2 separate regions of the Homo sapiens genome follow, and region 1 is linked to region 2. Evidence: chromatin loops called from intact Hi-C (ENCODE). Cell type or tissue: PC-3. All regions are shown on one strand.

Evidence for each region. Peaks named below come from ENCODE experiments on the same cell type or tissue, not always from the same donor. Only the 100,000 strongest peaks of a DNase experiment are listed, where the experiment ranks them.
Region 1: it touches region 2 in a loop (4-fold over the local background); 1 of 110 quality-filtered maps calls a loop at or near these places.

What each region holds. Positions count from the first base shown.
Region 1 is chr4:155,960,322-155,964,321 of GRCh38, forward strand. No RefSeq gene overlaps it. Among named protein-coding and RNA genes, the nearest start is that of CTSO, 8.5 kb to the left of the region's middle. In PC-3, no CTCF peak of the experiment used is centred here; a DNase peak (open chromatin) is centred at 1,820; H3K4me3 peaks cover 594 bases; H3K27ac peaks cover 2,690 bases.
Region 2 is chr4:156,142,822-156,146,821 of GRCh38, forward strand. LOC102724785 (a long non-coding RNA gene) reads right to left here and starts at 1,053. Exons shown (of 5, transcript XR_939394.2): 1 at 931-1,053. In PC-3, no CTCF peak of the experiment used is centred here; no DNase peak of the experiment used is centred here.

The sequences.
Region 1 (4,000 bases), 180 kb before region 2:
CACAAAGCTAATGAATGATAAATCTGATATTAAATATAGGTAAATACAGTGTCAAAGGCAGTACTTATTCCACTTGTACTCTACTGCCACCAACTGTGGTGGACTGTGAGACATTTTTCATACTAAAACTTCCATTGTGTCTGCTTTAATTATGTCTAATCTAGTATGAAAAGACACTTTATGGTAATAGTATACTTTAGTTGAACCTGTCAATGGTATATGATGATTCTTTGTCAGTTCAAATACTAATTCCCTATTTTAAAACAAAAAGGTACAGTTTTGCCTTTACTGTGAGTTTCCTTTGTTTGGGTGGTGTACTTTGGTGCCATGGAGATGATATTCGCAGACAGATGTTAATGCGTCATTATAAACACTGCCTGTTCTTGCTCTCTCATGAAAATGAAGAGTTCTGTTAGTATTTCATGGAACATCGCCACCTGGATTTGACTCAAACCTTCTCTTTTGACACGTTTTCACTCTGAATGACTAGTTTCCTTTTTGTTTGCTTCTGGTTCAGATTTCGGAGGTCATATTTCAATGTCCATTGTGAAAAGTGAATGGTGGGAGAAGGAGGAGGCAGAATGTAGGTTGGGCAGAGAAGATGGCCTTTTAAAAATGTTTTTATGCTGGAGACTTTTAATAGAACAATTCTGACAGCAAGCATTGAGTGAGTGGTTTATTCAGATATTCCCATCTGAAGAATTCCATGATCCTAAAAACACAGATCAATTTTTCTGATATTTATCTACTCCCTTAGCTTCCCCAAATTTGATAATTGCCCAATTTTGAGAGTGAATATTTGACTCTGTGCTCAATATCTGATTAAGTCTTACTAGTGCATTTGTGTTGAACCTAAGTCTCAAATGCCTCTTCTACATTCCGTATTTTATTACCCTTCTGTTTGGAACCAATCAAGGACATTTTCTCTTACACTACAGATATTCAGTAGTTTTATATCTTAAGAACTCATATGCTCTTAGTCATAACATTTATATTCATTTGGACCTTTTTTTTTTATTTGACCTGGGATTCATTCCAAGCAGTAAATAGCTGGTCTTATAGCCGTAGTCTCTCATCAACACCCAGAAAGGCATCTCTGAGTTGAAGAGGAAAAAAATGAATAAAACAAAAGAGGGGGTCAATATAGACTTTATTAATAATGTATTAGAAATCAAGAGGTTGAATTAACTCACATCTGTACTTCAGACCAATTAAAGGGGGGAAAGAAATGTAAATAAAGTCTGTAATTATACCCGGAAGTTTTAAGGTAAAACTTTAGAAGGCATACTTCTAACATTCCATACAAGTCTTACATTTTGATTCTGTGTTCACAGTTAGACTCTAACTGGAGGCCTGATGAATGGATTTATGGAGGCAGGAGACCAGCTTAAAATATATATATATAATATATACACACACACATAATATATATTTAATATATAATATTAAATATAATATATACAATATATTGAATATAATAATATATAATACAATGTATATTATATAAAGAAATATAAATAAATATATATATATTTATGAGACAGGGTTTCACTCTTTCACCCAGATGGGATTGCAGTGGCACGATCTCGGCTCACTGCAACCTCCACCTCCCAGGCTCAAACGATCCTCCTGCCTCATCCTTCTGAGTGGCTGGGATTACAGGTATGTGCCACTACCACAGGGCTAATTTTTTTTTGTATTTTTAATAGAGATGAGGTTTCACTATGTTGGCCAGGCTGATCTCAAACTCCTGACCTCAAATGATTCACCTGCCTCGGCCTCTTGAACGACCAGTATTACAGGCTTAAGCCACCGAACCTGGCTGAGATCAGCTTAATCTTATCTGTCCTTGTTGTTTTTGTGGCTGTCCTTCTTATTATAAGCATCGGTACTTCTATCTTTCTTTTCCATTCTATCTTTACGATGGTATAGGAACAAATGCTTTATAAAACCCAATGAACAAGAAAATCATCCAAATAATGACGCAGACTCTGCTTTATTGACAAAGAAGGTGACGTTCCGAAAGGAAGTCATTGGTCAGAAGACCATGCAAAATGAGTTTGCTCAAAATATTGAATGCCACGTATTGTATGAATGTCTGAATTTGACAGATGGGAGGTGACTTAGAGTTGTCAATACATAATATATACAAGTATAGTTTGTATGAAAGTTGAACTTCAGAAAATTTTAGTCTAAATTTTACATTTGCATTTTACCACATTAAGTCTAGATTTGGTGGTATGTGTAGAGGAAAAAAAGTTACAAATATCCCACCTAGATTATCTTGAATGCCTCTGCTGTCAACTTTAAGGGCGACTTGTGGTGCTATTCCTGACCTAATATCTGCAGAAGGCTGCAGGCTATGGCCATCGTGGGCTGGTGTGTATTAAAAGAAGCTGGAGATCGTGAATTGGTTAATGCATAGTTGGTTGGATGAAACTGCTTAAAAGCAGCTATTTAAATTCACATCACCAGTCAAGTGACAATGTGAAAGGGGTGATTGTATTATCTTTAGCACTTGTTTACTCTTTTTGAGGTGAAAGGACAGGAGCAAACGCCTGGATTCACTTTTGAAAACGATGGTAGCTATCAAGTTCTCTGAGTATTCCTATAAGCCCTCCCTTCCAAGCAGTATGTCCTTCCTACTGAGTGGTTATTTGAAAAGCTCAGTGAGGAAAAGCTCTTTGAACTGTATTTTTTCTTTTCAGCTGAATGAGAACATCTGAAAGTCCATCTCCCATTTTCTTTCATTGACACTAACTCACTTTGACAGTCTGTACCCAATAGAACTATATATCACAATGTGAACTAGAGTTGGCCAGACATTTCAATGCTTACCAGCCCTGAACTCACAAGGCCATTTTTAGCTTCTAGTTTGTTTGTAGACTGCTGTTCAAGGTAAGCTCCTATGTAAAGTGACTGCCTTTGTTCTTCATGAAATTCAGTTTTATTTCTTAGGCAATATAATTTTTTGTTTTTTATTACATTGCAAAACACTTTAGGACTCCAAGAAAGTAATTTTGCCTTATTTTCCATTCACTATTTGTCCATTTGTAAGTTTATGACAAAACCAGATGTCCATCACAGCAATGAGAATCAGATACTTGATGAATACATATAAATTATGCACATAAAACTAGGTGCAGTTTTGTCCATGAAGTACATGTTCACTTGAGGCTTCAAAGAGTTCTGCTTTATATTCATTTAAATGAATGGTATAATTTTTGCATGATTTTTCTTGATACTTTTGAAATTGTTCCAAACTTGAATCCATTACTATTAGATACTGTTTATACCATGATAATATAAAAGTTAGAATTTTGATTATATATGTGTTACTTCATCTATTGCTAGAGGAAATAATTTCATGGCTTCATAACTTGGTGGAAGAAATTACATTTGAAACATGCAGCTTCTATTCCTGTTTTGTCCTGTTCCTAATTACATTATGACACTCTATGTGTTCCCAATTTGAACAAATAGCTGTAACCTGATGAAGCCATCTCTGTCTCTATTTTTCAGTGCCTAACATTTGGGTATTTATTGAATGCTTTGACTGACTAAAGCATGGGGACTTTGTTATAACATGAGCTTTTAGTCTAAGCAATTGTTTCTAAGCAAAGCCCTTAAATGTATTCTTTAAAATACTTCATTTTATCTTAATGGACGAGACACTGTTTGAGGATAAATAATTCTTGCTTTTGAGCATTTTATCTTCTAGTGAGGAATAAGCATGTATACACTCCAACATAATCTGTGCAGCACTGTGTTATCAAGAGGTAAGAGAGTGTGGGAGGGCGCAGGGGAGGGAGAGATTGTCATAAGACTCTTCTAATTGAAGAGAGTGTAACATATCCAAAAGATAGTTAAGAACTTGACACACAGAAATGAGGTTGAGGAAGGAAGTGGGTGGGGCACCACAAACATCGCAATGGCTTGGAATAAAATTCAAACTCCTTTCTTTAGCATCCAAGGCCCAGATCAGTGATTTTCCTCTTTG
Region 2 (4,000 bases):
ATAATATTGATGACTTTTTGCCATTACATATTGATTGTATGATCAACAGAGTCTGCACTTTAACAAGATTCTTGGATGACTCATATGCACATTAAATTCTGAAAAACACTCATGTAAGAAAAATAAGAATTCAGATTCTAATATTGTCCTTGCAATTCAGTAGCTTTGTAATCTTACAACCTGACATAAACTCTTTTTTCATCTATTAAACGGGACAGTAAAGCCTGCCTTTTAAGGCCGTTGTAAGTACTAAATAATTCTGTTACCTATAAATTTCTTGGTAAATTCAAGTCTCTATAAATGTTAGCCATCACAATAATATCATTTTAAAAAGTCAGACTAAAGTTTCCATTGAAAAATCTTAGATCTAAAGCAAGTAATTATAATATTCAGTCTTCTAATCTCTACTACATAAAACAGTTGAGTGGGCACATATATTTTATTTAGGGCAAATTTTCCATTTCTCAATTAATTGTCCCTAGATTAGTGCTTCCAAGTAGTAGTTCCTGATTCAGTAACATTTCAATCCCTGGGAATTTGTTAGAAATGCAAATTATCCAGTCCAGCCCTTACCTAATAATAAGAAACTGTAGGAAGAGGGCCCAGCAATCCGTGTTTAACAAGTTTCCTAGGTGATTCTGATACATACTAAAGTTTGAGAACTAGTGCTCTAGATCAACCTCCAGGAATATTTAACCCAATTAATTTTCTGAGATCATCTAGCGAACACTTTTGGAGCAGACATCCAATCCACGATTACCATGCATCTAAACGTTGCTTAATGCATCTCATTGGCATCAACTTCCATCCCTGGACCTGAGTGCACACCATTTCTCTATAATGGCTAGACTTCCTAATTCTAAACATTTGGCATTTTCAATGAAATGGATTACAGTGATAATTTTTCTAAGAGAAGAATTTTGTTTTTACCTTGCTGGCAACCTCAATAAAGCTGCTTCCATACTTCTTCCTGGAGGGCTTTTGGCTGCTGTGATCCTGTAGCCAGCTATAGGCACATAGTGTCCGGAACACCTAGAGGTATTTTTGCAGCTACAGAATCTTCTCTCTGTTAACTTTCCTGTCCTTGTTCTGTTTACGGCAATGTTCATCCTGACCTTCACAGTGCATCATGTTGCCAGGGGGACTTAGCAACAAAAGCAGCAGAGGAAGTGAAGGGATATATTTAAAAAATGTAGATCTAAACCTAATCTTTGTTTTCTTTTTGGTTAAAATGAATCCATAGATGTTAGTTATTGAAACTGCATGCTTTGTTAATCATAAGTCTGTCTAAAGTCCCTTGACTTAAAAATAAGAAATTATAGGTACTGAACCATATACCCTGTGATAAACGTGGTGAGATTGACTGTCTTGGTCCATTGAGGCTATGATAACAAAATACCACAAACTACATAGCTTATAAATAACCAATAATTTATTTCTCATGATGCTAGAAGCTAGAAAGTCCAAGATAAAGGACTGAGAGGTTGGATATCTGGTGAGGGTTTGTTTTATGATTCATAGAGGCTTTCTTCGTAATGTGTCTTCACAAGTGGCAAGAGGCAAGGTAGTTCTCTGGGGTCACTTTTATAAGGGCACAAATTCTGTTCATGAGGGCTCTGCCCTCATGACTAATCACCTCCCAAAAGCTCCACCTTCTATTACCTTCACATTAGTGATTACCTTTCAACATATGAATTTTAGGAGGATATAAGCACTCATATTATAGCACTGACTACGGAAATAAATTGCAGATTTAATGAGAATCTTCAGATGATAAACGAGATTGCATATTTGGACTCTATAAGTGTCAAGTAAGATATAGATTATCAGGGAATAGAAAGAATTGAATGATTATATGGTTAGTTATCCAGCTAGTTAATGAATTCATTCCCTTTGCAGAAGTGATTAAGGGAACAGTACTCATGAATTGGATTTTTTTCACTGAGAGATAATCCATTAGCTAAATAAAGAAACATCTATACCCTTAATAAGGACTTCAAAGACTTTCATAGTCTAGACTCAGGCTGCCTTGCTGACTTCCTTTCCTACTGTGCTTCGCCTCGCTCATTTTGCTGGTTTTTGAACATATTAAGCACACTCCTCAAGGCCTCTAGTTTGGAATGCTTTTTCCCCACTGTCTTATTCTATGTTATGTTGCTATGACAGAATACCATGGACTGGGTAATGTATAATGATCAGAAATTTATTTGGCTCACAGTTCTAGAGGCTGGGAAGTTTCAGAGCTTGGCTCTGGCATCCTGTAAGGGTCTTTGTACAGTGTAATCCCATGGGGGAAGGAGGAAGAACAAGGGAGGGCAAGAGTGCTCAAAAGCAAACCCGCTCCTGAAAGCTCTTTCCTAAAGGCATAGAGCCCTCTTTAAAGGCCTCACTTCTTAATCCTGTTATGTTGGCAATTAAATATGAACACGAAGTTTGCAGGGGACATTCAAACCATAGAATCCGCTTTGTACATGACTTATGCTCATACTATTCAGTTTTCTGTTCATATTATCTTGTGTTTTGTTTTCATTTCTTTTTCTTATTTTTCCCTTTGGCTCATAGGAGAATGTTTGGATTCCTGTCCCTACCTAATAGCACCCCTGGAATTATCTATTCCTCTTCTTTATTCATATTTATAGCACTAACACTATACAACACATTTTATTTCATTTGTGTCTTTCCTCTTCACTATGGTATATGCTTTAAGAGGGGCAGAAATTTGTTTTTTCTTCTTCATGGCTATAACATCAATATATAGAACAGAGCCTGATGCGTAGGTAGTTGGGTAACATTTGTTAAATAAATGAATGAATAAATAACTTAGTGTTTTTTCAGTTTTGCTTGTGATAAACAGGCTACTTACTGTCTTGTCAGGCAACCAAGTGCAATCTTCAACAATGCACTTTGTCCAAATCTTCTTCAAAAATTAAGTCAAAAATTTCTCTATGGGTAACTTTTCCCATTTGTACTATTTGATAAAGATAGTGCTTAACATCGACTGAGCTCATACTATGTTCTAAACTGTGAACAGTGTGCATCACACTTTTCAGTGTGAAAGAATAATCAGTGAAAAAATCCAATTAATGAATACTGTTCTCTTAATCAGTGTAATGAAGGGAATAAATTCACAATTTAATAATCAAACTCTATGAAATGCACCAAGTTTTTATGGAGCCCTAACAGAGAAAGAGCTCAGTAAATGTTAGCCATGCAGGAGGAATAAAAAAAAAAAATCCTAATTCTTCTTCCATAGGAAAGTCTTTCTAAATTTGGAGATAGTTGTCACAAAATGTTGCGTCTTCTCTCTTCTCTTTAAATGCCTTCAGCTTTTAGAATATTTTCTTCTTCTTTAGTTTTCATGGATGTTCTTCTGTTTGTGCTTCAGTTTATAAATAGCCTCTTTATAATGTATCCCAAGATGGGAAACAATATTCTAGCTACAATTTAGCCTAGTGTAGAGTTCAGGCAATATAAATACAATCTTACATTGTAGCAGGTTTCAATTTAATGTTAACAATTAATTTCAGTGAATGTGTTAGTCAAACAAAATCACATGTGTCTTCTCATTTCAAGTAGTCTTAAGCAAACTGACTCTCAATGTAGTTGAATGTAAATGGTGAAATGTAAAATATTCTACAATTATTTATGTAGTTTATTTTTCTTAAATTTTAATCAATTATTTAAGGCTTTTGAGAGCTTTTTAAATCTTGATTTAAATATCCAAAATGGTAACTATCCCTCCAACTATTCTATCATTAGTATGTGTTTAATTATGACAGATATTGTTGCTTGCTTATAAAACACCCAGTATCTCTTTTCTTCACCCTAGAAGAACTTAATTTTGTTTTCTTTTAGTTGGCCACATGCCCAGGCCTGAGATATAAATCATAATTGTCTAAACAAACCAAATCAAAGTCCTAATTTGGCATTGCATGGTCTAGGAGAGGCGTATGATTCTCTTCTGGCCAATGAGACATAAGAAGTTTTCTGGGTGCTTCTG